Linked DNA regions of Homo sapiens: region 1 is linked to region 2. Evidence: chromatin loops called from intact Hi-C (ENCODE). Cell type or tissue: GM12878. All regions are shown on one strand. Each heading gives the region's core, and the rest is flanking DNA. Links, peaks and the distances in the headings are about the cores only. Region 1 overlaps LINC01500 (long intergenic non-protein coding RNA 1500). Region 2 overlaps KIAA0586.

Evidence for each region. A loop is a pair of places that touch in the nucleus more often than their neighbours do. Peaks named below come from ENCODE experiments on the same cell type or tissue, not always from the same donor. Only the 100,000 strongest peaks of a DNase experiment are listed, where the experiment ranks them.
Region 1: it touches region 2 in a loop (2.3-fold over the local background); 2 of 110 quality-filtered maps call a loop at or near these places.

The regions. Positions count from the first base shown.
Region 1 is chr14:58,877,358-58,893,564 of GRCh38, forward strand. The region is part of intron 1 of LINC01500 (long intergenic non-protein coding RNA 1500); the gene reads left to right. Among named protein-coding and RNA genes, the nearest start is that of LINC01500, 57 kb to the left of the region's middle. In GM12878, for the core only: a CTCF peak has its summit at 7,294; no DNase peak of the experiment used is centred there.
Region 2 is chr14:58,493,496-58,509,702 of GRCh38, forward strand. KIAA0586 reads left to right here. Exons shown (of 31, transcript NM_001329943.3): 27 at 5,288-5,465; 28 at 15,060-15,214. Among named protein-coding and RNA genes, the nearest start is that of KIAA0586, 74 kb to the left of the region's middle. RefSeq lists a silencer at 7,756-8,050. In GM12878, for the core only: a CTCF peak has its summit at 7,924 (motif pointing right); a DNase peak (open chromatin) is centred at 7,906.

The DNA.
Region 1 (16,207 bases), core at 3,397-11,396, 380 kb after region 2:
ATGCAAAAGAGTTTAAAAAATCAAGAGAAGAGCACTGAAGGAAAAACTTTTGGAGCAAGAGGGAGAAGGAGAGCTGGCAAAACACGTCTAACTTTTGCTACTGACATGATTCTTCCAATAGTTTCATGGGTTTAAAATCTTAAGACAGTTTTTACTCTTTATTCTTCTTAGATTTCCATATTTAATTGATCAAGTCCCATTGATTATATCTCTAGGTGACCCTTATATTAATCTTTCGTTTCCATTAACAGGACAACTACCCCAGTTCTCACTTATGAAGAAAATTAAACTGAAACATAGGCCTAGAGTTTATGTGTTCTTGAACATTGCACCAGGTGGGATGTATTTCTGTGTTTTTTGGTTTATTCATCTTCAACACCATCTCTAGAATTGACTTCTAAAATAGCTTTTATGGTGTCGCTGTCTCAACATCTTTCAGTAATTATTCTTCACCTACAAGGTAAAATCCAAGGTATTGGCATCTCCTTTAAGGCCATTCCCTACACAATTTGATCGTGGTTTACCTTTCAATGGTATTCTTTACCATTCTCCCACTAGAATATGACAACTACACCACACTACTTACCAAATATACTATGCTTTTGTGCCTTTGCTTGTGCTGCGCTGTCTGCCTGCAATGCCATCTCCCTAATCATTTGCTACATCTGACATGCTCTTCACTCTTCAAGACTCAGGGCAGTGTCACTTCCTTTAGGCAGCTTTTCTTGATCTCCATTCCTGTCCTTTGATGGAGATAATTTCCCCCTTTTCTATGTTCTCATTTCATTCATTCTACTGGGTATAATTAATTAAATATATAATAGTCTTCTTTCCAAGACTGAAAAACTTGAGGGAAAGAACCATGTTTTTGATGTCCTCGTTGCCTGGCAAACTGCCTGATTCATAATTGGAGTTCAGGAAATGTTTTGTATATTAAAAGAAAGCAAAGAATGAACTGTTAGAAATATAGGAGGAAAAAACCAGGTTAGTGTCAGTGCAGATAAGAGAATAAAGTTTTATGAAGTGGAGGTGAGCTACAGGATCAAGTGAATTCCAAGGAGGGAAGTTTCTTGAGTGAAGATAGTCTCCACTTTCTTGCCACCCACTCACCTCTTAACCTCCTGTAGCCTGATTGTGTTTTTATATGTTAACTATAACTGGAAGGTCACCATTGATGTCCTAACCATAAAATCCAACGATTCTTCTTCCTCTTTATGCTGTCCTGGCATGCTCCATGCTGGCCTTAGACATGCAGCCATGGCTAAGGTTGAGCAAAAGTGCAGTGGTCATAAATGTCCCTGGAACTGAGGAAGTTGAGTAGGTTGGTCAGTATGTTATAAAGGTCATTTTCCTGGATACTGATGATGGTAGCAGAAGTTTGAGTTGGGGAGATACATTACTACCAGTGGTAACGTCATAGAGGAAGGTAAGAATAGAGCATTGGAAGTAAGCATATGGGAGCAATGAGAATTGATGACCAGTGGTGGTAAAGGTGAGAAGGGGAGGCTGTCCAATGGTGGGAGAAGCACAGTCATTGGAGAAGGAGCTGTGGGAAGCATGATGTGCTCACCCAAGGAAGTGGTTTGACTGAAGGGGGTCAGGTTTCAGTCATGGGGAGGAGCAAAGGGAAACATGGAATGAGATCAATATAGGAATTTCACAGGGTAACATGAAAGGGCTAGTGGAGGAAAGGGGCAGGGAGGAAATGGAGTTGGAGTAGAGCATGGATGGGGACAAGGTTGTGGGGCAACAAATCTAGGGGCAGGGTTTTCTCCTAAAGTGGGAGGGAGAGTTCAGTGGTCCCTGGAGGCAGATTTTTATGGGCCTGTTTTTTAAAAATGGTGATTGTTTAACTTCCTTTGACTATCATTTCATAAAAGCTTAGACATTTGAGCATAATCTCAGAATACAGAACAGTTCTTTGAATTGTATATACTTATTATACAATTATATATTTTAAATTATGTATAGTTATCAGAAAGTAACTATATTGTTCTTATTATTTTCAGTTTGCTATATAATACTGAAATGTTTGTCTATTTACTACCATTTACCAGCAGTGTGACCTTGGATAATTATGTAACCATTCTGTGACTTGGTTTCCTCTTCTATAAAATGGGCATAATAATAGTATCGATAACACAAGGTTGTTGTGAGGACTAAGTGAATTAATATTATGAAGAATACTTAGACAGTGCTTGGCACATAGTAAACTATTATTCATGAACCAGCATTTGGGGCCAGATGGGTAGGATAATTGAGATAAGGGGAATATGGCACTGGGCAATAGACTGAAATCACATGTTAGTCATAGGAAAAGGGAATTTTCCAAGGCAGAATTTTGCTGCTGGAGGGTATTTTAGGATTAACTATCTCTAGGTTTTCAGTGGAATGTCACAAACTTGGCTCTTTATGAGATTGGCTGGGCTCAGTGTGCTCTTCGATCATATTAATTAAATGAAAGATCGAGGCATCCTTATTTCCCTACTACAGGTGGCTCTCCATTCTCTGTAGCCTTTGCTGTTTCTTCCTCCAGGAGATCTCCTGTATCATGCCTTGGATGATAACTTCCATGAGAACATGGACCTCCACCTGTATAAGATTTGTGAGCCCCACAGCACCTAACACAGGGCCTTACATACTCACTGGCCATTATTTTTTAAATGAATGAATAAAATACCACCTAGGCCAATAGGGCTCTCAGTCCTTCTTATGTTCTCATTTATTGACTAGGTTTTCCAGTACTTAATAAGAGGACTTAAAAGCAGTGGCTTATTTAATTTTGCATTTAGAAAAAGAAAGTTTATCTTTACCCATTGAATCTGACATCAATGGGAAATGGTAGATTTCCAGATCGTTAAAGACTACCATCCTTTAAGTGCTAAGACTTTTCTTATTTTAGCTACTATATAATATAATGTACATATACTATATAATACATATACATGTAATATAGATACATATACATATAAAATACATTATGTATAATTTAAAGATTATATATATTTATCTTTATTAAATGTATGTCCTTGGCTACTTAGAATACATAAAAAAGAATTCATTTTGATATATTGATAATTCAAGATAATTATTATCAATATCAGTGACTTGACTTCCCTTAAAGGCTATTGAGGTGTGTAAAATTGCCTCTATGCTAAATGAGTTCTTCTGTCTAATTTTCATAAGAAGGGGAGAAAATGAAGGTTGTTGAGTTCAGAAGATGCCATCAGGATGACCATTGTTAGTGCTTCCTATAATACATGTGGTTTCTCTGGAAGCCTTTTGCCCTCTCAGTGTGCTGTATCTAACTGCACAGGAGACTGAGAAATGTAGCCTTTATTCTGGGTATCCATGTGTTCCCACAAACGTTTGGGTTTTTTATTAGTCATTTATTTATTTGACAAACTTTTACTTAGGACCTACTGTATGTCAAACACTCTTTTAGGTATTTGGGATGTATTTATGAACAAAGCAGGCAAAGATTCTTGGTCTCTTACATTCTTAGCAGGAAGAGACAAACAATAAACAATACATTCATAAATTTTATAGTATGTTAGAAAGGGATAAGTGCTATAGAAAAAGGTAGAACAAAAAAGAGGGTTGGGAATGCAAGGACAGGGGTCAGGACACAGGAGGAAACAGGTGGTCAGGGTAGAATTCATTGATAAGGTTTGAAAACCTTAAAGGAGCTGAGGGAGGGAGTTAACCATGCGGGCATCTGATGAGAAATCCCTAAGGGACAAGTACAGATAGAGGAAAGAGCAGCAAGTGCTGAGCCCTGGGGTGTCCCTCCAGTAAGAGGTGTGGGAGAAATGAAAGAACCTGCCAAGGACACTAAGAAGGTGGCCAATGGGGAAAATCAAGAGAAGAGGATGACAAAAACGTGTGTAATTTTTTTTTATTACAACTGAGAAACTATCTATCCATACACTTTTAGAAGTGAATGAATAAATTCAATAGAGCCCAAGGGCCTCTCCTATGGCTAAATTAGTAGATGTAATAACAACAGTAATAATAAAAATAACTATAAAATTAACAGCAAACATTTATTGAGCACTGTTTACTATGTGCTTTGTATTTGTACCTTCATTAACAGGGGAGGAAACTGAAGCATAGAGAGGGGATGGAACATGCCCATAGTGCAGGTGCTTTTGGCTGGCCATCTAATTTGGTGCTCAGAGGAGACTGGCTTTGTAGCCTTGAATCCCTCAATTATACCCTGAATAAATGAGATGACAGGGCGTGACTCTCAATTAGATGAGGTACTTCTATGCAGTGTTTTTCCTTTTTTTGCCTATTAACTCAAGTAATAGACTCACATGCTGAGTGACTAGCTTTTATCTTCAAGTGACTCTAGGAGTTTTTTTTTTAACATGCCAGTTAATTACTGTGAAAATTTCACCTAAGTTAGTCCCCAATTAGGATATATTCAACTCATTCCTATGATGATCTCTTTTTAGATTTATCTTAGTGCCTTTGAAACAGCTGATAAATGTTCTTCCATTTGCTGGCAGTTACTAATATTCACCCTAAAATTTTTCTTTTCTATACACTCCCTCCCAGCTATCCCTTGGCATTGCCTATGACAATGCCACTTGGTGTAGTTACCATTTCTATTACTACCTCTAACCCCAAAGATGACAGTTCTTGAGAAGTGGAATCTGGGAGTTCTTGAAGTGCCTAACACATTTCTCACACTTTTTTTTTTTTTTTTTTTTTTTTTTTTGAGACAGGGTCTCACTCTATCACTGAGGCTGGAGAGCGGTGTTGTACACCACTTACTGCAGATTTGACGCCCTGGGCTCAAGTGATCCTCCTGCCTCAGCCCCCCACGTAGCTGGGACCACAAGCACGTGCCACCACGCAGCTAATTTTTGTATTTTTTAGTAGAGATGGGGTTTAGCCACGTTGCCCAGGCTGGTCTTGAACTCCTGGGCTCAAGCGATCTGCCTGCCTCAGCTGGGATTACTGGTGGGAGCCACCGAGGCTGGATCCATTTCTCATACTTGTATTCTTTCTTGGCCATTTTAATTTAGAAGGTAGTAGGGCCAACCTAACACTTGGGGCTTTAGAGGTTTGCTGCAGACAAAATATGCACAATTGAAGAGATTTTTGGAGTGAAAGAGATGGTTTCATTAAAAATATTATAATGATAGAGTAGAGGTTGTCTTTTTCATTGTTCTGCAGAAAAAGGCTGCTCATGTGTCCTAATATATGTAACATTCTGATTAAAGGCCTTGAGGAAAAATTTGGCATGTGCTGTATTAACAAAGGCAAACTCCACTTACATCTGCCAACAGCTGAAAGGCAGATTCTTGTGGTAAGATCTCTGAACTATAAACAATGCCATAATAACACTTGTAATTTGCGATGTCATCAGCTAAAATAAGAGACAATTATTACAAATCATATTGCTAATATTTTGAGAAACTGAGATCTAATGTTGCTAAATCAAATTCCTGTGAATTCCACAGGGCGCTCAGCGCATTATAAGATTACCCTGTGCTCTAAGCATGTCCTCATTAAGGCTGCTGGCTACTGTGTTTTTATTGCTCCCCTGGGAGGTTTGTTGAGTTAATGCTGCCAGTAGGAAGTCGTGTTTTCCTAGCCTCCCTGGTATACAGGCCTCCCAAATAGGTCTGCAGCCAATGATGTGCTAGATTAGGTTATGATGATTTGTCTTGCCATCTCTGTGAAAAGTGAAGGCAATCAGAAATCAGTGTGAAGTACGGTCTAGCCATGTAAATATCTAAATAATCTCATCACAAAAAGGAATGCTATAGTAGGTCCAGGATGAAAGTATTGAAAGATAAGTAAATCAGTAGCATTAACGTTTTAGATTGGTGCTCATAGAGTTTGTGCTTTTGTCATCACTATCACTATTGTTTAATTACGGTTAGAAAGGGCTACTGAGCACTTACTGTGAGCTACGCACTGGGCAAAATGCTTCATGTGCATTATTTGATGATCCTTACCAAACCTTATTAATCTAGGTGCTATTTTCAGCCCCATTTTACAGAGAAGATAACTGAGGTTCCTGGTTTACAGACTATGTTTATAGCCATGTGGTAAAGAAGAGGCTGAGCTGGCGTTTGAACCTAGATCTTCTTGTCTCATGAGCCTTCATTATTAACCATTATGCTATGCTGCCAACTTTATAGAGAACTTATAAATATGGCAAGGAAAACACCAACTTAGAATAGTTACAAAATCTTTGCTTATTGGCTTTTGTCTAGCAGGTTGTAAGGGTTAAAAAGTAAAGAATAGAGTTTTAAAGTATTAGAAGATGATAACCTTCTAGTAATAATTTTATTTATCCAGTGTAAGACATATTTTTTCTAATTTCATTAAAAATTACAAGACAGGTATCATTATTCACCAATAAGCAAACAGAGAACCAGAGATTTAAGCTGCTTAAGGTCATCCAAGTAGTAAAGAGTAGAGCCAAGATTTGAGGCCCCATCTACCTAATTCCAAACCTTGAATGCTTTCAGCTTCCTCTGACAACCTCCACTGTGTGTGTGTGTGTGTGTGTGTGTGTGTGTGTGTGTTGAAGGGTGGTGGGATGTGGGTGCATTATTTGTGTCTCTGAGAATAGTGAGTTATGTGTGAGTTTTCTAGAAATACCCTACTAGTCTTATAATAAAAAGTTTACTATAAAAATTCTTGGATTTGGAATAAGCCTTAAAGGTTACCTTCTAAGACCAGCAACTCATTTGATGCTTGAGTGTGTCCCACAGTCACCCTATCAAGTGAGTCTCCAGTTTTTTGTTTTTTGCATATCCCAAATGTTGAAAAATTTATTGCCAAATCAGTCCTTCCGTATTCTGACATCTTTTACTATAGGGTGTCTAGCTTGGGCTCCCTCTTTCTCCCCTCTCTTGGTCCTGGTTTCAAATCTTTGAAATGTACAGAACAAGTCTGATCAATCTTCCGCAAGGAAACCATGTAAATATTTAAAGATGGCTATTTTGGTCCACCTTGAATCTTTTCTAGTCCTCGGGGACCTCCCATATTCTTCAGCCATTCTTCTTGTGAAATAGATTTGGTTCTTTCTTGATGCCATTTAATCTGTGTTTTGGCTGTAGGAAAACACAGATGTTTCAAGGGATCTGTTCACCTTCTTAGAACATGATGCTTAGGATTAATCACTTTTCTCTCAGTGTGGTCTTACCAGAATAGACCAGCAGAGCATGTCCATAACTTTGTTCTTTCTGGATACCACATTACCATCTTTCGTGACCTCTCTCTAAGCTTTTTCTCTTATGATGCTGTGAAGTTATACTGCCTCTAGCTGACGGATGTGCAATTGCTTTTGAACCTACCTAACAGACTTTTATCCTTATTCAGTTTTATCATGTTATATTTGCCTTTAACCCTAATTCTGTCATTCAATGTATTTATCAACTCTTCTAAGTAGTCAGTATTCAGTGCAGGAGACAGAGACCTCTCTAGGGATTTTCACCATGAAGAAATTTCACACATACTATTCTTAACAAATCATTGGAAGTACTGGAAGAATAGATTTTAAGTTGAGCCTTCAGAAATAACTCTCAGAACATTACAGAATTTTCCCAACAGAGGAGTTACTACCTCCAAGGCCACTTCTGAAGTTGTGCATTCAAGAACACAAAGTCTTACGTGTGATCTAGGAATGAAAATGCTACCACCATTGTTGCTGTCACACCTTTTGACACCTAGAAAGATATCGAAGAGACACTGAAACACTGCTGCAGGAGAGCCTCGCATCTCCACAGCCTCTCCATGAAAAGTGGAACACAGAAATATCAAAAAGGGCAGAAAAGTGGGATCTGCTTCACTTCCACCTCCCACATTCTTCATGAGAGGTGCTAATTAGGCAATTTGTATCCAGAATCTTAGTTACAAGAGTTGTTTGCTTTTTCTGTTTTTAAAAGTTCTCCATAATCTTCAGCCAGAAGGAAGGCAAAATGGAGATTGAGCAGCCCAACCCCCAGTATCTATCACATTTCCCAATTGTATGTAATCTACAAATTTACTATACTTTGCTTCAGGTGAATGAGTATACTGTGTATGTGATATGTATGTGTATGAGAGATAGAAAGAATATAAACAGAGACACTCAAGTCATTGATAAAAATCGTTTTTGGCATGCTACTAGAATTTTCTGAATTTTTGTATGAGTGATATCCGTGGGTGTCCATGGGAATACAAAGGTTGAATTTGTTCAGCTATATCTTCTGATATTATGCCTTGCATAATTCAAGAGCTTTCAAGAGGAGCTTCACAATCTTGAGTGGAGATTCTTGGGTTGTTGGCTTCTCCTGCTCTAGACTGGAGGGCCTTTCCGAGGGAGGAGTTGAAGTCTCCTCTGGATGTTGAATAACTTTATGTGTGCTGTCACTACTGTGTGTCACAGGGCCACAACTTCAGGGGGCATGAGTTACAGTGCATTTGATATTGTGTTCTAGAGAGCTACATTCACCCAGAATACCATGTAAATTGTATTCTTTGAAGCTGGGCAAACTGGTGTCTGAGTAGGCCATTGGATAATGATAGCTTGTGGTTGAGCTTGGTCAATTTCATGCTATCTAAGGAAATTAGACCTGCATACAATAGTTACATTGGTCTATAACATTTCTTCCACCTACCGGTTTAGTGACCCTGTTAAAAAAGAGAGATGAAGTTAATCGAATAAGGTTCTTGCTGGATTCTCATCACTTCTGCTTTCTGTTATAGTTACTCCAAAACATCCCTATAACATATGTTTATTGCCCCCAAATTAATGTCAAGTTCTCCAAGATCAGTTGTAGAACTCCACTTTCCCTCTTTGAAAACTAGGTCTCCATTGATTTATCATCAGTTTCTTGCCCATTTCCTTCTCTTCACATGTGGTAAGTACTGTTGAAATCCCTCTCATACTGCCTCAGCTCTCACCATTCTTAGCAAGCCTATAGAGTTCTATCACAAGCACCTATAAATCTCTACCAGAGTTGTTTTTTTAAGGCTCAAATGATGAGGAAGGTTGGAATGGCGGAGAGTCAATGACCCAGAAGGAACTTTTGGCTACTGACTGATAGAGTTGGAGGTGATGTCCCAGCTTCCTTGTGCCATGGATAGGACCACTCCTAGACATTTTTACACTGTCTCACAGAGTTCTCTCGGCAGGATGGAGCCCCAGCTGTCTGCAGAGGTCACCTGGTCAGTAACTCTCCCTATATTGTCTTCTTTCTCTTTTCTCTCTCTTTTCCTCACTTTCTTACCCATGCTTGCTGACATCACCTCCTAAATAAAATGCTTGTATGCAAATCCTTTGCATCTACTTCTGGGGAACCCATCCTCATGCATTTTGTACTTCAGAAACCCCATCTGGGCTGTGATGATTATTCCCAATCATCCAGAAACCCTGGGGAAACTTCACTGGAATTAGAGGCTTCCTTACAATGTCCCTGCTATGGCCTTCTTCTCTATCCAATCTGTGTTATCCTTTTCCATCTGAAGGTCATCTTTCTTAAAGAAAAGAAAAGTAAGATAGATGTTCACCAGCTTGTCTTGTTAACACTCAGCTGTAACTATTCTACAATTGGCTGCTCAAAAACAAGTTTATTGCTTCATTGCCCATGCTCGAGTATAACTAAAGTTTCCATGGATCATCTTCAGTGTTTTCCTTAAGTTTCAGTTCAGTTAATGCCAAAGTTAACCTACTTTTTTTTGTCATTGTTCATAGAAGTCCATGTCATCCTCTTATAATTGCTTTTGGTAACATCTCTCTTAACATATTATCTTTGTTTTTTAACATGCTTTTGAGATGAGTTCATCGGAGAGTTCCCTATGGTTTAAAAGAGAAGGAAAGGTCTAGAGAGTAGATAGTAGTTATTGAGAATTATTAATCATCATTACACTTTGAAGCCAGCTTATTGCTTCAGGAGTAAAAAATAAGTGTTGCTCCAAAAGGTTAACTTCTCCCCTCTCCTCCTCCTTCCATCAGTACCCCCCAATGCTTTGAGTTATATGGACTAATCCCATTTGGCCAGAGAGAGGTATGGGTTCAAGAATTCCCTCAATTCTGTGAGAAGAATGTGGAAGAACGTTATTATAAAGATTTGTACGTAGAGGCAAATTTCAACACCCTTTAGATAACACATTCATTTCTCTCCATCAACTAAAGTTATCTAGCTGAGTCGGATTATCCTCTGCTGCATTCTGTAGGTACTAATTTTCACATTATTTTGATGCTTTTTGTCTCCTATCAGAGCCCTTATGGCTCTGTACTGCAACTGTATTTGGTTTGCTTGTCTCATCCCTTGAGTTGCGAGATCTTGGAAACTTCAGCACAGTTGTGTGCCCACTGCCCAGTGTAGGGTCAGGGACATGGTGGGTTCTCAGTGCACATTTGTTGGACAAAGCAGAGCATGCCTGGCATGTGCTACTCAGGAAAGATAGCCTTTGTGCAGCATAGGTAACTGACTTTGGGAAGCAGAATTTTCCATGCAAAATCTTGAGCTTGCTACTGGTTACTGAGAAACCGACTCAGTGACTGGCATCTTGCCATACTTTGTAATCCTCTGGAAATTACATTTTGAGAACACAACCTCCCCTTTGTGACAGGCAATTAAATAACACATGACTGACTGAATATAAATTATACAGGTATTTTGATTAAAAAAATGTTTCGAGCACTTTCAATTTCAAAATATTTTTGATATTCATGACACATTAGTGTTAGTTTATAAAGGTGTCTGTTCTTCCTGTCAAGTTCTATTTGTGAATCAGGACATGAGTAATAGTGCTCAAATGCTGGTCATGTAGAATCTTATCTCTACCTTCTTGCTAAGGCAGGGCTGTGAGTGGCAGGGTGGAAACCATGGTATTATCATCAAAAAAAGTCTTCATTTGAAGTCAATGAAAAAATAGCGGCCCAAGAATTTGGGTCAAAACTCTTCTACTTGGAGAAAATACATACTTCTCTTTGAGAGTTCTTTAATGGAATATAAGCTAATGGTGAAAGTGAAATTGAGGGTTTTATTAGCATAACCAGGGTCTTCTGTTGTCCCATTCATATCCCTTGCCCATCTGCTTCAACACCATTGCACAATGAATCTGTTGCATTTTGTGAGATTTTACTCTTCTTTAGTGGTATTTTGGGAAATTGGAATTGGCTCTTTCATATAGTAAAGCTCAGAAACCTTCATCCTCCCTGAATGATACCTGTTTATCACACTGCTTTTGGAAGGAGATGAAAGAGTTGTGGACTTAGCAAAATGTAGAGTCATTAAGGATTTTCCAGACATATTTAAGCATGCTAATATTCTAAGAATGATATTTTAGCAGAAACATCTAATGTTTTGCCACTAGGTTATTTACAATACTAGATGAAGTTCAAGGAGTCTTTGGCTTTGCTTTTCATTTCCCTACAAATTATTTTCCAGCCTCTGTGGATTTTCTGAATTTTGTCTCCTAGAATTGACCACAAGAGAAGACTCCCTTTCAAACTCTTCATTCTCTGGTTCAGAGGTTTGATGTAATGGTTGTCTCATCGTACATGGTCAGCCACAGGATATACTTCATCCATTTCAGAGCTGTACTGTGAGTTCCAGAATAATCAATCTTTGAATCTTTGAACCAGGGTCTTCTGTTGTCCCATATATGTGAACATTCTAAGAGTACAATTATATCCAGACACATTTTTAAAACTTTGATTTTTGTTTAGATTACACCAATAGACAAAAGGCTAGAAAATATGATCAAGAAAATGTGCTAATCTTTTGGAAGTCAATGGAGTTCAGTGGCAGCAGAACTATTTATTAAAAGTCCAGTTCTAGATCCTTGAGGATAAATCATCCTCCTATAAAGACACATGCACACACATATGTTTATTACGGCACTATTCACAGTAGCAAAGACTTGGAATCAACCCAAAATGTCCATCAATGATAGACTGAATTAAGAAAATGTGGCACATATATGCCATGGAATACTATGCAGCCATAAAAAAAGGATGCGTTCATGTCCTTTGCAGGGACGTGGATGAACCTGGAAACCATCGTTCTCAGCAAACTATCACAAGGATAGAAAACCAAACACCACATGTTCTCACTCACAGGTGGAAACTGAACAATGAGAACACTTGGACACAGGGCAGGGAACATCACACACCAGGGCCTATCAGGGTCTGGGGGGTCTGGGGGAGGGATAGCATTAGGAGATATACCTAATGTAATTGATGAGTTAATGGATGGAGCAAACCAACATGGCACATCTATACCTATGTAACAAACCTGCACGTTGGGCACATGTACCCTAGAACTTAAAGTATAATAATAAAAAATAATAATTAAAAAAGTCCAGAGTCAAGTGTTGACACTTTGTAATTCAACAAATTACATTGATTTATTACATTTATTACACTAATCCTAGTTGCAGAGGTAGACAGATAAGTAAACAGAATAAATCACATTAGTGTTCTGAAGACTGTGATAGATATAAGGTTCGTGAATACATGAAACAGGGACAGCCAGCCCAATTGTTGGTTTTAACAATAAACCCTTTTATTGAGTGTTTATTATGTGCCAAGCACGAAAGTACTTTATATACATTATATTTAATTTAGCTACAGCTTTATGCACTCATTTATTTCATAGACAATAAACTTAGTATGGTCACCGATGTTGCCACCAAATTTGAGCACCACTTTTGCTGGCCAACTCTTATTTGCCATTTATCATGAAGCACGATCATGGCAATAGCTCTCTGACATACGAGTTGGTTAGAATTAGAACCATACTTTGTAAAATTCATTTCCTCTGACCAGACAAAAAAGGAGGACTGATTACAATAGGACTGCTAAGCTAATTACTTAGTGGCAAGCTGTAATTCCAAAACCACAAAAGAAGAAGGCAAAAGACATTCTAATAAAAATTTGCTTCAGCAAGGCCTTAGGTCATATGGTATGAACATTTGCAGGATTTGTTTTGTTTTGTTTTGCAGCCTGAGTTCCATGCTATAATCAGAAATATGTGGCACATTTTGAACAAAGGAAATATATACCCAACAAAGTGTTAAAATGGAGCTGCCAACCAGACAAACCCTAGAAATATGTAGCCACTTACAGGCAGAACACAACTACATGTGTTCCCAATGTGGAAGGCATTCCGGAAGTGTATGCATCCACATTTCTACATGAGGTTAGTTTCACTGTCAATGTATCAAAAATGGGAGATGATAATGTGCAAATTATAACCCTTCAATACAGGAATGCATTGTCTTAATTTTTGTTGTAGACATTAAAAGTGAACAAAAACGGCTGGGCACGGTGGCTCATGCTTGTAATCCCAGCACTTTGGGAGGCTGAGGTGGGTGGATCACGAGGTCAGGAGATCGAGACCATCCTGGCTAACACAGTAAAACCCCATCTCTACTAAAAATACAAAAATTTAGCCGGGTATGGTGGTGGGCACCTGTAGTCCCAGCTACTTGGGAGGCTGAGGCAGGAGAATGGCGTGAACCCGGGAGGCAGAGCTTGCAGTGAGCCAAGATTGTGCCACTGCACTCCAGCCTGGGTGACAGAACGAGACTCTGTCTCAAAAAAAAAAAAAAAAAAAAGAAAGAAAGAAAAAGAACAAAAACTAAACTTCCGATAAAATCTTTGCATTTCAAAGGTATAGTTTTGACAACCATCCAGGGATTCTAAAGATGTTTTATTTTTTTCCAAATCTCCAGTGGCCACCCACCTTTTCTAAGATTCTATTCCTCCTAACAGCTTGGAATTGCTTTGGGGCCAATATATTTTATTCATTACTGATATCCTTCAAAACGCACCTTTACTTCACAAGTAGAAACTTATTGACAACCTAATAATTGGGTTGATAACTTGTTAGGTGGAAACCCAATTCCTGAGAAAGAGAAAGCAACACTGATTCTTCCTTTTCTCAAGCAAACACCACAACACAAAACTGAGCAAATCTACCAGTGGGCAAGAGCCTAGGATTGATAAAAATGGAGGTTCCCATCTTTATTTTTCTTCTCTCCCTCCTGTTTCTCCAGGGCAGCCTGCCTCCTCCCCTCACCCCCCAGCTTTAGTTGCTGGTGCCCAGATCATATCGTGGAATTGTACAGGTGTAAGTTAAAAATAAACTTAGAGCAAATGATTCTCTTTTGATTCCCTACCCAATCCACACTCTTCCCTGTCCCCTCTATGTCATTCCTGGCAGGTGGACATGAAGCTCCAGGTAAGAGGCAAGCATCCGTGTTCAAATTACCATTCCCAGTTTGAATGACTTTGTTTGCAGGATCTTACTTCTGCTTAACTAAATTTGTACCCCACCCTCTATGCACTTAAAATCCCTTTAAAATTTGTTGATCCTTAGTTACCTCCCTGGAGCTCCTTCTATTTATACACAATAACTGGTTTCCAAATATTGAAAATCAACTCTTGTAGCCCCTCTAGTTTTTGTTTACTTACTTGCTTCATTCCCCACGGGCTGAACACTCCAGTTCCCTGGACTTTTCTCATATGATATGTACTCGAGCTCTTTATGCCCAGATTTTTGGGGGGTGATTTACTATCTTAGCAGGCTATCAAATCTCTGGCTTTGCTCCCCAGCATAGGACTATGCACCTCCTCACACTGTCCGCCTGCAGCCATGCCTGATCTATGTCTCAGGTTGACTTTATATTTCAGTAGCCCTCTTAGGTTGCAACTTTTCTTCCTAAAAACTCATGCTGAGCTCCTCTGAGGACCCAGGTGTATGACTTGATGTCTCTGCCACTCTCCTCTTTTTGTGCATCAGTCTAGGCTGTCAGATTTAATTTTGGTTTTTATTTTTCATCTGGAAGCAATTGGTCAGTGTGCCTTTTATATCTTTATTCATTCCCATACAATTGCTGAACAAGACTGAGTTAAGCACAGAATTCAGTAAGAAGTATTGGCTAAGAGAGCAGTCTCAGGAGTTTGGCAGATTTGGGTTAACCTCTCAAAGTTCCCATTTCCTCATCTTTAAAATGCTGGCACTAGTTCTGCCCTCATGAAGTGGTTGTGTGGATTAAATTAGATAAATTGTCTAGCACACTATCTGGTCTACAATAAGGACTCATAAAATGTTAGCTGCGCTTAGTATTTCAGTATCATGAATGACCTTTTTATAAATGCTGATGTCCTGATAAACATCTTCTCTGGCCCCTGTTGTATTGAGAAGAGGTAAAGAGCAAGGTGTCCTGGGTCTCCAGGGATGCTAGAGAAATAAGTAGAGGTTGAGTGCAGGGAGTCTGAAGCTCCAGCATGGCTGCTCACTGAGTGACCCAGGCAAGGCATTTAATCTCCCAGGGTCTCAGAGTCCTCATTTGTAAAATGGGGATGATAGCCTTGACCCCTATAGGGCTGAAAAATTGGGTTACCTTTCCTCAGCCATCATAAGGGTCATGGCCAATACACCTATAACGAAAGGTAGGTTAACAAGAGAAAACCCATAACAAATTGATTTAATCAAAGTTTTGTGTGATATGGAGCTTCAGAAATGAAAACCCAAAGACCCAGGGAAAATTGTCCATTCCTATGCTTAGGTTCAGTAAAGTATGGACAGCTGTGTAGAAATGTGATAGGAAAAAAGAATATGATCTATTGATAATAGACTGAGAGGGAAATCCAGCAAGGCCTGTCTGTTTAGAGCCTTTCCGGCCTCTCTCTGCGGCATTCCTTTCCTCTGGGTGTGGGTCAGGACACCTGTCACATGAGAGTCTTCAAGGCAGAAGGGAGAAGATCACAGAGTGACCTCTCTAGGTTTTACTGGCTTGCTTTGGGAAGAGGAATTCTAGTGTCTAAGATCTACCTTGGGGGAGAGAAATTTTGGTTTCTATGAATTGCTTTGGGGACAGAAAAAGGGGCAGGAGACAGGAAGATGGGAGAAGGTCAGAGAGACCTTGCTTCTGAGGCCCCTCCAATGTCTTTCAGTTCCAAGTACTCAGCATGCCAAGGCTCCATACATTTAGGGTGTAATATTCTGAGCCCTGACACTTCATGGGGCACTGGGAAGATTTAATGAGGTAATATATGTAGAACAGCACCTGACACAATAGAAATAATAGTGTTTATTATGGTTGTTGTTGTAAAGGCCTCCATATGTTATGTTCACATTTCAGGATTCCTACTAACTGCTTGTTTTCTAGACAAATCTATTCTGGTGTGTTAAGGTATTATGCAAACTAGATCTTCAAACAGTCCACATTTTGGGAA
Region 2 (16,207 bases), core at 4,343-12,342:
ACAAATGTCAACTGGCTTTAGATGAGCTGGAGATCTGAAGACTATATAGGGCCCAAGGAGATGGTTGGTTTTATTTTCTGTTTTTATTTTTAAAACTTTAAATGATTAGGAAAGGTAGGAGAAGATATAAAATTTAGTAATGGGAAAAAATGAAGGCTTAACATATTCCTTCTGAATTTAAAATAATTAAATTTTCTGCAACTTTAGTTAGCAATAGATCATTTCACTGGAAAAATCTTAGTTGTGATATCTGTGTTGCTAAATTCAAAAACATACTCTCATAGCTGCAGAAATTAAGATGATTAGTATCGAAACCATTAAGCTGAGAGAGAGAAAGGAGGGAGAGGAGAGAGAGAAAGCGCATGTGCGGGTGGAAAGGAGAGAGAAAGAGGGAGAGGGAAGAAGGGAGAGAGAATGAGACAAGCAAATGGTACAAAAAGAGGTGGCAAATAGCAGAAGTGTCTGCATAAATTTATAAATTCCACTGACTAATCCTAGTTTTCTTTCTTTTTGGAAATCACTAATATCAGTGTATTTATTCGTGCAATTGTATCAGACGTTTTTATCTTTTAGATGCTGGGAAATTTATCTTCATTCTTTCTTTCTCTTTTTTTTTTCTTCCTTTCATTTTTCCCCCCTCTCTCTAGAACTCTTATTTCCAGATATTGACACTTCTACTTCTGTTTTTCTTATCCCTTAAATTTTCTGTCTTTCTTTTCTTCTCCATTCTGGGAGAACTCCCCAATCTGATCTGCTAACTATTAATTTGTTCTCTGCTATACTGTTTATCCCGTTTATTGTGTTTTTCATACTTGACATTCTTGTTTTTTGTTGTTTTTTTTTTTGCTTTGCATTTTAATATCTTTTCTTATCGCCTACTCTGTGTCTGTCTGTCTGATTAATATCATTCACTTTGTTGTCTGTTTTTTTTTTCTTTTTTAAACTTATTGACTCCTCAGGTATCTGGTTCTTTTGACCTGTGAGTTCTTATTTCACTGATGGGATCAACTATTCTGTCTGAGAATTTGGGTAAGGATAAAACCATGGTCTGTTTCAGAGAGTTAAAGAAGAGGGGAGGAGAGAGCCCTAGGGAGGAGAGCCTTAGGCAGCACAGAACCACCCTTGGTCACTGTCCCTGCTGTTTGCTGTTACTCCACTATATGGCTCTCCTGGTGATTATTGTGTCTTTAAGCCCTTAGGAAGACGTTGCTTTGGGAGGGTTTGTAATCCACTAGTCCTGGGGCTTGGAGGGGAAGAAGGTGAAGGAATGATGCCCACGGATGGGCTTCTGGACAGATTTCATCTATAGTTGTCACCATAGCTAGGCCTTCATGTTCCCTGATATTACTCTGGGGCGCCAGCATTTGCAGCTGGGGTTGTTAATAAGAAGACTTTTATGGTTGAGGGGCAAGCAGTAATCTCAAATTAATGGAGGAAGAAACAATGACTTTTCTCCATTCATTCCTCTCACAAAGCCCCTCCACACAGCCTCCTCGCTAGGATGCAGCCCCTTTCTTTCCACGCGTTCCAGTTTGAGTTAACTGTCTGTCTTTCCAGGGGCTTTTCACAACTTTTACTTTAGTTCTCAGAATCTATGGGTTCTTTTTCACCTCTGTAGTTACTCCAGTGTTGATTTTGAGAGCTGGCAGCCTTTGTTACTGTGCTGTCCTGGCTAGACCAGCAATGCAGAAGTTAGAATTCTATCTTCTCCAGATCTTTTTCTAAGCATTAAGCATTTATATATGTATAAAAATATATTTGTGTATATGTATATGTGTGTATGTGTGTGTGTGTGTGTATATATATATATGTGTGTGAATCTTTTTGAGACAGAGTTTCAGTCTGTTGTTCAGGCTGGAGTGCAGTGGCTCAGTCAGCTCACTGCAGCCTCGAACTCTTGGACTCAAGCAATCCTCCCATCTCAGCCCCCAGAGTAGCTGGGACTATAGGCGTGTACCATACCTAGCTAATTTTTTATTTTTTGCAGAGACGGGGTCTCACTATGTTGGCTAGGCTGATCTCCAACTTCTGACCGCAAGTGATCCTCCTGCCTCAGCCTTCCAAAGTCCTGGGATTATAGGCATGAGCCACCATTTCTGGCTTAGTATATAATTTTGAGGTGTGTGTATATATTGTTGTGCAATTTTAAATTTTAAAAAGCAGGTTGCAAGGCTTTTTAAAATTTAACATAAATCCTGAAGATCTACTATATTCTTTTTACCTACTATGTAGTATACCATAGTTTAATTATTCTCCTATTGAAGGATTTTTAGATTGGTTCCAAGTATTCTCTAATCAAACTATACTAGGTATAAAATCCTTTTTTTGTACTCATGAGAAATTATTTTTCTAGATTTAGATACTAAGGCATGGAATTGCTGGCTCAAAGATATAAGCATTCATAATTTAAATAGGCACTGAAAAATTGCCCCTAGCTGTATGAGATCCCTTTCCCATGTCACACATAATGCTTTTAATCTTAAATTTTTGCCAGTCTGATTAACAGTGACATTTTGCATATTTTCTTGTCTAAAGGGCTATGTAATAAGAACTAGTAATATTGATACATTATAAGTTAAAATATTGCTTTGCTAAGTTGTGGCTTTTCTTTGTGCTTGAAACTTCTTGCTTAGAGGGGCATTTGGTCAGTGAAAGCTCACTGATGGCAAAACTGTAATTTGTACATATATGTAGATGGGCTAGGTATATTACTCTGCATTATAGGCAACCTGACTTAAATTGGCATGAACTTAAGCATTGAGTATAATCCAAAACTCAGAGATACTTATGAGTATGAGACCATTTTGTAAATAGGCAAGATAAGTCTTCAGTAGGGTCATAGAGTATTCTTAAGGTGTTAAATAGTTCAGCAGTTGCAAATATCCTAGAAAACAGATTCACAACAGAGAAGTTACTGTAGACTGTCAGAGTAATATAGGCATTGTGAAATATTTCTCATTAATTTCTGGGGAAAACATAATTGCCATCATTCTAAACACTGCCCAAGAGTCTCCAAGGGATTTCATATTAATTATGAACAGTATTTTTTAATTTAAAGGATGTTGAGGCAATCAGTATTCCTAAAGAAGAGTCAGGCTAAGGGAATAAGGAGAGATAGAGATGTACATAGGAGAATGAAGGCAAATTGAAGAGAATCTTGAATGTTGAGCTAAGAAGTTTAGATTTTATTTTATAGTCAATGGAATCATCAAAGGTGTTTCAGCAGTGATTTCTTCATATAGTCTAGTTAAAAAAAACACTTGTTGGTTGAAATTAAACCCCTTTTAAATGAGAAACATGGGAGCTTTCAGATAATTGGAATTTTGCTTCAGTTCTTAATTAGTAAATTCATTAATTAGAATATCTCAAGTCATAAAATGTACTAGTGATTAGGATATATAATTTTTTAATACAGAAAGAAAATAGGAGTCTTATATTTTTTCATTTGTTCATTTATTTCATAGATTTCATTTAAAACAATTTTTTTTTTTTTTTTGAGACGGAGTTTCGCTTTTGTTGCCCAGGCAGGAATGCAGTGGCGGGATCTCGGCTCACCACAACCTCCACCTCCTGGGTTCAAGTGATTCTTCTGCTTCAGCCTCTCGAGTAGCTGGGGTTACAGGCATGCACTACCATGCCCGCTAATTTTGTATTTTTAGTAGAGATGGGTTTTTGCCATGTTGATCAGGATTGTCTGGAACTCCTGACTTCAGGTGATCCACCCACCTCGGCCTCCCAAAGTGCTGAGATTACAGGCGTGACCCACCATGCCCAGCCAACGATTTTTGTGCTTTTTGTATTTTTTATTTTTCCCAAGGAAAATAACATTATTAAATATGACTAAAGTATTCTTCTATAATCTGTATACTTTTTTTTTTTTTTGAGACAGAGTATCACTCTGTCGCCCAGGCTGGAGTTCAGTGGCTCAGTCTCGGCTCACTGCAGCCTCTGCCTCCTGGTTTCAAGTGATTTTCCTGCCTCAGCCTCCCAGGTAGCTGGGACTACAGGCACCCGCCACCACGCCTGGCTAATTTTTGTACTTTTTTTTTAGTAGAGACGGGGTTTCACCATATTGGCCAGGCTGGTCTCAAACTCCTGACCTTGCGATCTGCCCGCCTTGACCTCCCAAAGTGCTGGGTGGTGTGAGCCACCACGCCAGGCCTCTATACTTTTATAAAAATCTTATTATTGATATATGGGGTAACCTTTATGCTGTTTAAAGTATATTATTCTCCTCATCAATTGTTTATTGTAAAGTTTACACTAACAAACTTTAGGCAATTTTTATTCATGAAGAATGAGAGAAATTTTCTGTTATTCCCATTTTAAGCTGTATGAACAATGTGTAATGCATACCAGCATTTAGTGGTTTTGATTTTTTTTTTTTTTTTTTTTTTTTTGAGACAGAGTCTCGCTCTGTCACCCAGGCTGGAGTGCAGTGGTGCAATCTCAGCTCACTGCAAGCTCCACCTCCCGGGTTCACACCATTCTCCTGCCTCAGCCTCCCGAGTAGCTGGGACTACAGGTGCCTGCCACCATGCCCAGCTAATTTTTTGTATTTTTAGTACAGACGGGGTTTCACCATGTTGGCCTGGATGGTCTTGATCTCCTGACCTTGTGATCCGCCGCCTCGGCCTCCCAAAGTGCTGGTATTACAGGCATGAGCCACCGTGCCCAGCTGATTTTTTGTGTTTTTTTTGACACAGGGTCTCACTGTATCACCCATGCTGGAGTACAGTCGTGCAGTCTCGCTCACTGCAGCCTCTGCCTCCTGGGTTCAAGCTAGCCTCCTGCCTCAGCCCCTTAAGTAAATGGGACTACAGGTGTGTGCTGTGATGCCCAGCTAATTTTTGTATTTTTTGTCGAGACAGGGTTTCGCCATGTTGCCTAGGCTGGTCTTGAACTCCTGAGTTCAAGTGATCCACCTGCCTCGGCCTCCTAAAGTGCTAGGATTATAGGCATGAGCCACCGTGCTGGCCCCATTGAGTGTTTTAAATTGTAATATAATTTTTCTTATGTATTTTATTGCTATTTAATTGGTGCTTGAAAAACTGGTTAATTTCATAAAATATATGAAATTATTATATTGAAAACAAAGCCTATCACGAGGCTTATTAGACTAACTTCTTGAACTTTTCTTGCATGTAATGTATATGTGGCATAGAAGGCAGTTTGTAAAATACCTTCCAAGGAGTCAAAGGGTATTGTTCATGATATTTGGCAAAGATTTCCTGTTTTGACTTGATTTTAATATAATGGTTTTAACAATTGTTTCTGCTTTTTAAAGGACTTGGAAAACAGTGTGGGTGAACTTAGTGAAGGACAAAGACCCCAGCTAACAGCGGCAGCAGAGAACATCTTAATGGGACATTCTCTCTATATGCAGCCACCTGTCACTAATACACAGTCTTTGGATCAACAATGTGATCCTAAACCATTATCTCGGCAATTTGACACAGTTTCAGGTAGACACCAAAATATTTTTTCTTGATGTGTCATAGTAGTATCCCTAATCTGAGTTGAGGAAAGTATACCTATTTTCAGATAGGGGCTTGCAAAATTTCTTTATTAAAAGGGATTTTAATAATTGGAAAGTTTGGTGATAACTTTTTTTATAGTATATATAGCAGTGTTTCCCCAAATGTGATTCATATATCAGTGTTGGTACATGAACCTTTGGGTGGTATGTGAATTAATTTTGGTAATACACATACATACACTTAAAACTTTTTAACTGTGATACTTTTATTTTATTTCATTCTATTTATTTATTTAGAGACGGAGTCTTGCTCTGTCACTCAGGCTGGAGTGCAGTGACACAATCTCGGCCCACTGCAAGCTCTGCCTCCCGAGTTCACCCCATTCTCCTGCCTCAGCCTCCCGAGCAGCTGGGACTACAGGAGCCCACCACCACGCCTGGCTAATTTTTTGTATTTTTAGTAGAGATGGGGTTTCACCATGTTAGTCAGGATGGTCTCGATCTCCTGACCTCGTGATCCGCCCTCCATGGCCTCCCAAAGTGCTGGAATTACAGGTGTGAGCCACCGCGCCTAGCCTATTTTATTTTATTTTATTTTTTTGGAGACGGAGTCTTGCTTTGTCGCCCAGGGTGGAATGCAATGGCACAATCTCGGCTCACTGCAACCCCTGCCTCCTGGGTTCAAGCTATTCTCCTGCCTCAGCCTCCCGAGTAGCTGGGATTACAGGCGCCTGCCACCATGCCCAGCTAATTTTTGTATTTTTATTAGAGACAGGGTTTCACTATGTTGGCCAGGCTGGTCTCGAACTCCTGACCTCAGGTGATCTGCCCACCTTGGCCTCCCAAAGTGCTGGGATTACAGGCATGAGCCACCATGCCCAGCCGATGCATTTATTGTAATATGTACTAGAAAAATATAACGAATCCATGAAAATTGACATAACAGATCTTTAGGACAAGGTTAAATTAGATAATACTGTAGACATTTATTCTTTATGCTATATGAATTTCAGTAGCACTCTGCATTCAGGACTATTTTAGAATTTAAATAAACTTTCTGTTGTGACACACTGGAAATAAGGATAGAATAGAGAATACCAATCACTAGCATATATAGTTGACTCTCATCTATGGACCATTGTTATATTCTGTGGTCACCACAAACATATTAACAAGTATTGAACCATTACTCCTAGGGGAAATACAGGATTAGGTTTCTGTGAGCCTCTGGTCATAACATTTTTATCAACTGATCAATACATAATCTGGTTTTATTTATGTTTCTGTTTAAAGAAGTCTTATTTAATATATATTTTGGATTCATTAATATTGAACTCACAGCCATTGAACTATCCAGCAGTATAACTTGTGCCTGAAGGAAGCCTATCTAACATGTATATTTTCTCCATAAGACACAGCGGAGCCTTTTTGTGCTTAGAAACACTAGACAGGCCAGATGCAGTGGCTCACGCCTGTAATCCAGCACTTTGGGAGGCCAAGGTGGCAGATCACCTGAGGTCAGGAGTTTAAGACCAGCCTGGCCAACATGGTGAAACCTCATCTCTACTAAAAATGCAAAAATTAGCCGGGCATAGTGGCAGATGCCTGTAATCTCAGCTACTTGGGAAGCTGAGGCAGAAGAATTGCTTGAACCCGGGAGGCTCAGAGGGCAGAGGGCAGAGGTTGCAGTGAGCCGAAATCACGCCACTGCACTCCAGCCTGGGCAGCAAGAGCGAGTCTCTGCCTCAAAAAAAAAAAAAAGAAAAGAAACACTAGACAGTACTTCAGCACTAAGGGGCCATTTTAAACAGTGAAATCACCAAAAAAAAGGGGATGAAATCTGAAAAACAGCTTTACGTATACTGTGAAAAGGTCACTTGTTTACAGTATGAGAGCTGGAATAAGGTGGAATGTATCGTTGTTCAGCATCAACTGGAAAAATGCATGTTAGGTAATTTAAGTTTTTCACCACTCTGTACATGTCCACAAATGACCACAAAGGTGCTGCAAGTATTGATTTGGGGGGTTATAAATACGTTTTAGCGAGTAGATAAATTTGCAAATATGTAATTTACAAATAAATGAGGATCTGCTATATTCTTATTATTGATTTTTAAATGCCCATTGTTTCTTTCTCTTAAGTGAAAAGAAACTTCTGGAGGCATGCAGATTTGCCAGAAATCAGAAAAGGAAAAGCCTGAAGTATTTAGTTTCATATTGAGTGAACACCTTGTATCATTCAGAATTGGGAGAATTCCGAGACTGAATTTCCCATGTGAATAAATGTAAAGATTGGCCTTATTTCTCATTTTGTACACATAATGAGAGTATTAAATGTTTTACATTCTTTAAAATTTGTAGGATTCAAATGGCATGAAATGTGACTTACATTTATGTCCAGCTAAATTTGCAGAATGCAGTTAAACAGAGTTAACACTAGGTGGCTCTCGCAGATCACTTGAACTGCTAGGTACTTAAGAGCTACTAGGTATCTGAGAGCAACTAGGTACTTAGTTGAAATGTTACAGAATAAACTCCCTGAGGAGATAGCCTCTTCAGTCCTTTTTAAATATCTGGTAACCCTAGCAGATTACCTATAGTACAGTGCATTTTTAATCTTAGGTACATTGTAGGTATTTAATTGGAAAAAATAAGTAATATGGTATAACATAAGATTGAACACATATGTAAGGCAGTATAGCAGAATAGCTAAGAGTTTAGGCTTTGAGAGTTTCAGAAATGGGTTTGAATTCCAGCTCTATGTATCTTTGGTCAAATAACTTAATGTTCCTGAACCCAAATTTCTTTATGTGTCAAGTGGGGATAATATTGCTATGTACGAAATTACCCCACATTTAACAGCTGAAGGCAGCAAACATTTATTATTTCACAGAACTCTGAAAGTCACAAATCCGGTAGTGGCTTACCTGGGTGGTTTTCAGGATCTCTCCTGATGTGGCAGTCAAGGTGATGGCTTGGACTGAGGTCATCTGAAGGCTTGACTAGGGTTGAAGGATCCACTTTCCAAGTTCACTCACATGGATTTAGCAAGAGGCTTCACTTCCTCACCATGTTAACCAGTCCATAGGGCCGTGAATGATGTGGTAGCAGACATCTCCCAAGAGAAAGTAAGCAATCAAGATGGAAACCATAATGTCTTTTTTTTTTTCTTTTCTTTTGAGACAGAGTCTCGCTCTGTTGCCCAGGCTGGAGTGCAGTGGTGCGATCTCAGCTCACTGCAACCTCTGCCTCCTGGGTTCAAGTGATTCTCCTACCTCAGCCTCCTGAGTAGCTGGGACTACAGATGCACGCCGCCACCTCGCCTGGCTGATTTTTGTATGTTTTTGTAGAGACGGGGTTTTGCCATGTTGGCCAGGCAGGTCTCAAACTTCTGACCTCAAGTGATCCACCCGCCACAGCCTCCCAAAGTGCTGGGATTACACGTGTGAGCCACTGCGCCCAGCTGATAATGTCTTTTATAACCTAATCTCCAAAGTGACATGCCATCACTTCTGTCATATTCCATTGATAACACAGACCAATCATGGAACAACTTAAGAGGTGACTTTTAAAAGGTGTAGATACCAGGAGGGCAGGGATCACTGGGGGCTATCTTGGAGGTAATAGTGTCTATCTCATTATGGTTATTAGGTACATGTATTTGACAATGCATGTAAAGTACTAAGCTCAGTGCTTGGCACATGGTGTTGTTCTCTTTAATAATGCTTGGAGTATGAAAAGTACTATCTTATATGTACTTAATAGAATCAGAAACTATCAACAGTTGACTAAAAGGACTTTGCCTATAGAAAACTAATTTGTTCCTCTTGTTTCAAGATTTTCTCCTGGTGACCACAGACTATAACTGTGGTCCATAGATGAGAATCAACTATATATGCTAGTGATTGGTATTGCTTTTCGTCTTGATTTTTAATAACTTTGCTTACAGAGGGTCATCTCTTCTTACTTTGCCCCTCCCCACCCCTGCTAATTTTCAGGAAGTGTCCTATTTTCTGTAGTCCTCTATCACTGTCTCCATTCCTGAGGCTCTCAGGTTGGGTTGAGTAACTGAAAGTTGCAAAATTGGCTTTGAGGAGTTGTCTTGGGAAACCTAAAATGTAAGCTGTAATTTGAGTGAATTATTTGTGGACCCTGGGATATACTACCAACTACAGCTTTTTATTTACTCAAAAAACCTGTATTGAATACCCACTGTATACCTAGAACTATGTAAGTACTACATTAAGCACTCAAGATTCAAAGATGATAGATATCTGCTCTCAAGATATTTACTAACTAGTGTGGGAGAAATAAATAACAATTATAATATTGTGTGACTAGTACAACACAGACGGCTGTGGGAGTGCAGAGGAGGAACTTAACTCATTTGTGAGGGCTTAGAAAAGGTTTTCTGCAAGATCCAATGTGAAATTGAATCTTAAGGGAATTAGCCAGATGGTAAATTATGATAAGAATATTCCAGTTTGTTCATTTACTTATTCAGAAGATATTTTTGAGTGCCTGCTATGTGCTGAGCATGTGCTAGGTGCTAGGAATATGAAACTTGGTAAGGCCCTGTTCACAATGATTTTTTTTCTCTAGTAGACATAGTAGATAAGAAAGCAAAAACATGCAATAAATTACTGTAGTTATTGTGAAGAAGCCCGTATAGGATGGAGGTACAGGTCAATTGTAGTTGAAGGGATTCAGGAAAGACTTCATAGATGAGGGAAGTCTTGCTTGAAGTGACTCCTCAAAGATGAATAAATGCTTGCCATGTGGTGAGTGAGGAGGGACCTTTCAGACAGAATATGCAATGAGACAGGGGACAAAGGCAAAAAAAAAAAAAAAGCAAGGGTTAATCGTGGAAATGCAGTGTTTTTGTCAAAGAATTAGAGCTTAAGATGCAGTGAAATTGCAGCAGGGAGCAGAAACCAGGTCATGAAAAGCCCTGGATTATCTATTAAGGAGTACAGTAAGGATCGCTTTGTATACAAAATGGGAAATAATAACAGTCTTACTTTTTACTTTATACTTATTCCCATGAACAATTCAGCCTTAAGTTTCTGTCAGTTCTGAATGTTGTGTGATATTCATCAGTCTGTTAAAGATTGTAAGTAAATGAGTGATGTGATCATATTTACCTTTTATTTAGCAAGATCATCTGAGATGCAATGTGATGGATAGATTGGAAGAGTTAAGACTGGAGGCAAGGAGCCTGATTAGACAACCATTAAAGTTGACCTGATGAGACATTATTCAGTAATGAGGATATATAAAAAGGGAGATTTGAGAGAGAATTAAGGAGATGGACAGGAATTCATTTGAATGTGAGCAGTACAAAAGAAGCAGAAAGTCTAAGAAATCCCTAGGTTTCTGTCTAGAATTATTGGATAGATGGTCATCTCAGTCACTGAGAGAGAGCGAATATGGAGGAAGGACAGAATTAGGAGGAAAGAGATTGAATGGGGTTTATACATACTGAATTTGTGATGCCTTTGACTTTCATACAAATGAAAAAAATCCATTAGATATGCCGGACCAAAAACTCTTGCTGGACTGGCAATTTTAGGCAAACTTAGTCTTCTCTAAAAGTCTGCCATGGTTGCTTTCCACTATAACAAAATTCTAGGAAAGTAAAATTAGGGATTTCTAGTTATGATTAATTAAATTAAATTTGACTTGAATGAAATAATATTTTAAATATCCCTCTTTTAAAGGTCTAACTTGCATTATACAGGTAAGACACCCACACTCAATGAGCCTGCTTGTTAGAAGACACAGCAAATTCAGCACTGTTATGATTGCTGTCAGGGAATCCTTTCCTGACCCTTATCACTGGGTTAAATACCTGTCATGTGTACTCTCTATAATTCTCTAATGTCACCTGCCTAATGTTGCTCTTATCACACTGATATTAATCTCATGTGAGGGTACGGACTTTATCTTGTGTACTCTCATATCCCTGTCACCTAGCAGGTTATATAGTATACAGAACATAGTAAATATCTGTTAAATTATAGGATGGTGTATTATGTGAAAGCTATTACGCACTTTTTGAGTGCTCCCCACCACCACTTTTTTCCTGTCCCATGTATGCCTTATCCCAAGTAACCCATGTTAAGATTCTGGCATATAACCTTCCTGTTTTTTACCTCACACATATAATTATATGCACACATGCATGTACAATATATATGGTATGTGTGATTGCCATTATTTTACAACTTAAGATCATATCTTGCACACTTGCCTGCATTTTGTGTTTTACCCAGTAAACCCTTAGATTATTCCAGGTCAACCGGTATTACTTAAATTTATTCATTTTAATGATTACGTAAAACTTCATAGTGTTGATTTCCAATAATTTATTTAGTTGTTTCTCTATTGATGGATGTTTATTAACATGTCCCTGCACTATAAACAATGCTAGAGTAAGTATCCACACACACATCCTACCAGATTGTTGTGTTTTATATACTCCTCCTTACTCCAGTGTATGTACTCCTGGGAAGCTCTTCTATACACGAGCAAATGTATCTTTAGTTTAGAAATAGATAATGCCAAGTTGCTTTCTTGAAAGTTTAAACCAATTTATTTTTATCGGCAATTTATTAGTGCCCTTTCCTTACATCCCCTCCTGAAATTGTGTTGATTAGTTTTTTTACATACCTCAGTAGAAATATGAAGATATGTTTCTGACTCCTGGTGAGTTTATATGTCTTTTCATTCATATGTTTGTTGGCCATTTGTATGTGCTCCTATAAAGTTCTTTTCCCATCTGGGAGGTTCTCAGTTTTTCTTGTTAGTTTTAAAGCTGTTTCTATAGTTTAGATGTTTTCTACTATTTGTATTGTAAATATCTTTATCCAAATTTATATTTTGCTCATTGACATTGTTGATGATCTTTTTGCCATATAATTTAAAAATTTATATGTAGATATTTCTAACTTTTATACTTTCCGTGCTTTCATGGCTTGATTATGTTGCTATACTGTAGGAAAAAGCTAATCACTTTTATCTATTTATCTGTTATCCAGTCACATTACCAATTCTCTTATTAGTTCTAATAGAGTTCTTTTGTTTTCATTAAAGTCTCTTGGGTTTTCTAGGCATATACCATATATCAGCAAAAGAGTTTTCAATATCTTCTTTTTTTAACATTATATGTAATTCTTTTCTCTTAATTCATTTGCCACTCTTAGAAAAATGTTGAACAAGTCACATAGGAATAGAAAAAGGCGTATCAGAATATAAAGAGACAAATAAAGCCTGAAACATTAGTTACTCTAAATTATAAGTATTATTACCATTATTTAAATTAATCTTATGTTAGATAATTAAATGAGAATCAGGTAATAATTTTGATAAATTGTTTTATACAGATTTAATACCATAATAGTAAAAATCAAAACTCAATGCGGCTGGACATGGTGGCTCATGCCTGTAATCCCAGCACTTTGGGAGAACGAGGTGAGCGGATCACTTGAGCACTTGAGGTCAGGAGTTCAAGACCAGCCTGGCCAATATGGTGAAACGCTGCCTCTACTAAAAATACAAAAATTAGACAGGTGTGGTGGCGCGTGCCTGTGGTCTCAGCTCCTAGGGAGGCTGAGGCAGAAGAATCGCTTGAACCCGGGAGGTGGAGGTTGCAGTGAGCTGAGATTGCACCACTGCACTCCAGCCTGGGTGAGTGAGTCTCCGTCTCAAAAAAAAAAAAAAAAATTAAAACTCAATAGATGTATTTCGCTTTATGTAAAAGCCCATTGAAAACCTAGATTAACATAAAAGATCAATCAGAGTGATTATTTGCTATATCTAGGAAATTGTCAACAGAATGCCTTTAAATGGAAAATATCTATGGCGTCTTTGAAATATTTTTTCAGGCTGGGTGCAGTGCAGTGGCTCATGCCTGTAATCCCAGCACTTTGGGAGGCTGAGGCAGGAAGATCACTTTAGCCCAGGGGTTTCAGACCAGCCTTGGCAACATGGCGAAACCCTGTCTCTACTAAAAATACAAAAAATTATCCAAGTGTGGTAGCGCACACCTGTAGTCCCAGCTACTCAGGATGCTGAGGTAGAAGAATCACCTGAGCCTGGGAAGTCAAGGATGCAGGGGGCCATGATCATGCCATTGCACTCCAGCCTGGGCAACAGGAGTGAGACTCTGTCTTTAAAAAAAAAAAAAGTGTATATATATATATGTGTATGTATGATTTTTATATATATGTATGATTTATATATATAAATCATCTATATGTATGATTTATATATAAATCATGTATGATTTATATATATGTATGATTTATATATATATCATGTGTATGATTTATATATCATATATATTTATATATGATATATAAATATATAATATCATATATAATATATCATATATATGAATTATATATATGATTTATGTATATAAATTTTAAATATATATATTTAAAACTTAATTTGCATATAACTCTTCAGGTCTATTTCTATTGATTATATTTTAAAAGGTTGTCTAGCAAGACTGTGAAACAGAGAGCAGTGACTTAATTCCTCTGTGCTTCTTGCTAGCTCTTTGATTTTGGACAGTTAGTTAACTTCTCTGAACCTTAGTAATGTCAGTGAGAGACAGTTACAATGATGTCTAACCTATCTTACAGAATGATTGTAAAGTTCAAATGTAATAAGATAATGTACTCATATATGAAAGTGCTTGGAGTATATAGTGCAATACAAAGGTACAGTGGTTAGATACATAGATATCTCTGCTCTTGTCTTCTTTTTACTGATTTGACTGAGGTGCCATTTATTTATTTATTTATTTATTTATTTATTTAGAGACGAGGTCTCATTTTGTTACCCAGACTGGAGTGCAGTGATGCGATCTCAGCTCAGTGCAACCTCCGCCTCCTGGGTTCAAGCGATTCTCCTGCCTCAGCTTCCTGAGTAGCTGGGATTACAGGTGCCATGCCACCACACCCAGCTAATTTTTGTATTTTTAGTAGAGACAGGTTTCACCGTGTTGGCCAGGCTGGTCTCAAACTCCTGACCTTAGGCATCCACCCACCTCAGCTTCCCAAAGTGCTGGATTACAGGCATGAGCTACTGCACTCAGCCAGAGGTGCCATTTAGATAAGAAAATAAGAGCTTGATCACTTGAAGAACAAAATCTACAGAATAGAGCTAGGCAATACCAACATTTTCCAGGCAGGAAATTGCCCTTTGCTTTAAGATTACATTTTAGATAGAAAGTATTCTATTGACTCTTAGAGATAGGAAAGGTAAGCAGGAGTATTAAGAGTTCGTATGTGGGAAGGAGGCTGCAGATGAACTGCATGGGCAACTTGTTGACTGGAACTTTACATAGAATATTCCATGGATTTGTTTGAACATAGGTACTTTTTGCATTCTCTCTGAGTTTTGGTTTTAATTGCAGTGAAGGCTTGGTCCAGGTGTTTTTGTTTGAAGTACACTGCTAGTTCTAATTCAGCAGGTGAGAAATATTGGTGGTTTTAGTCAACTACTTGTTCATTTTTGAAGATAAATTTAACACTTTATTTTAACTTTTTATTTACATTTTTGATAACAGGTAGTATTTATGAAGATTCATGTGCTAGTCATGGTCCAATGAGTTTGGGAGAATTGGAGTTGGAGCCAAATTCTAAGCTGGTTCTTCCCACAACACTTCTGACAGCACAAGAAAATGATGTTAATTTACCAGTAGCCGCTGAAGATTTTTCCCAGGTACCAAATTAATAGCACTTGTATTTTACTTAAAATGAGAATTGAAACACTGTTGCCTTAGCGTGGTACCCCGTCAAGAGCCAAGCCTCTGGAGTCAGATAGCTTCAAATCATGCCTCCTTTATTTCCTAACTCAAGTCTGAATATAAATCTAGTTCACCCAAGCTGTGCCCTAGAACACATTACTTAGCCTCTTTTAAGCCTTAATTCCCTATCTTTAAATTAAAGAATAAAATAATGGCCAGGTGCAATGGCTCACACCTGTAATCCCAGCACTCTGGGAGGTTGAGACAGTGGATCGCTTGAGTCCAGGAGTTTCAGACCAGCCTGGGCAATGTGGCAAAATGCCATCTCTACAAAAAATACAAAAATTAGCTCGGCTCCTGTAGTTCCAGCTACTTGAGAGGCTGATGTGGGCAGCAGATTGCTTGTGCCCGGGAGGCAGAAGTTGCAGTGAGCCCAGATTACACCACTGCACTCCAGCTGGTGACAGAGTGAGACTCTTGTCTCAAAAAAAATGAATAAGTAAATAAAACATAAAAATAATATATATAAAAGTAAGGTAGCGATTTCATTTACATCTCTGTATCTGCATGCAATACCTAGCTCAGTAATTTACATATAGTAGGTGCTTGATAAGTGTTTATTACATTGAAATTTGTAAAAAGTGTTTCATAAGAAATGTATTGCATAAGAAATTTAATGCTGAGGTAAGCCAATGGCCCATGCAATCTTGTGTACTGAAAAAATAGGTTAATTACTCACCAAGATGTTAATCTAAAAAAGTTCAATATTAAGTAGTTTTTTATTTGTGTATTGGCAATTCGTTCAAAATTACCCATTTTGAACTAATTTATGAATAAGTATTCATGGTATTATGCAGCAGGACATGTTACGGATGAAACCAAAAAATACGTAAGATAAAGATTGTTTATGGAACACATGATTATGTGGGGTTCAGTATTACCAATCTGTGACCAAGCAATGATCAGGA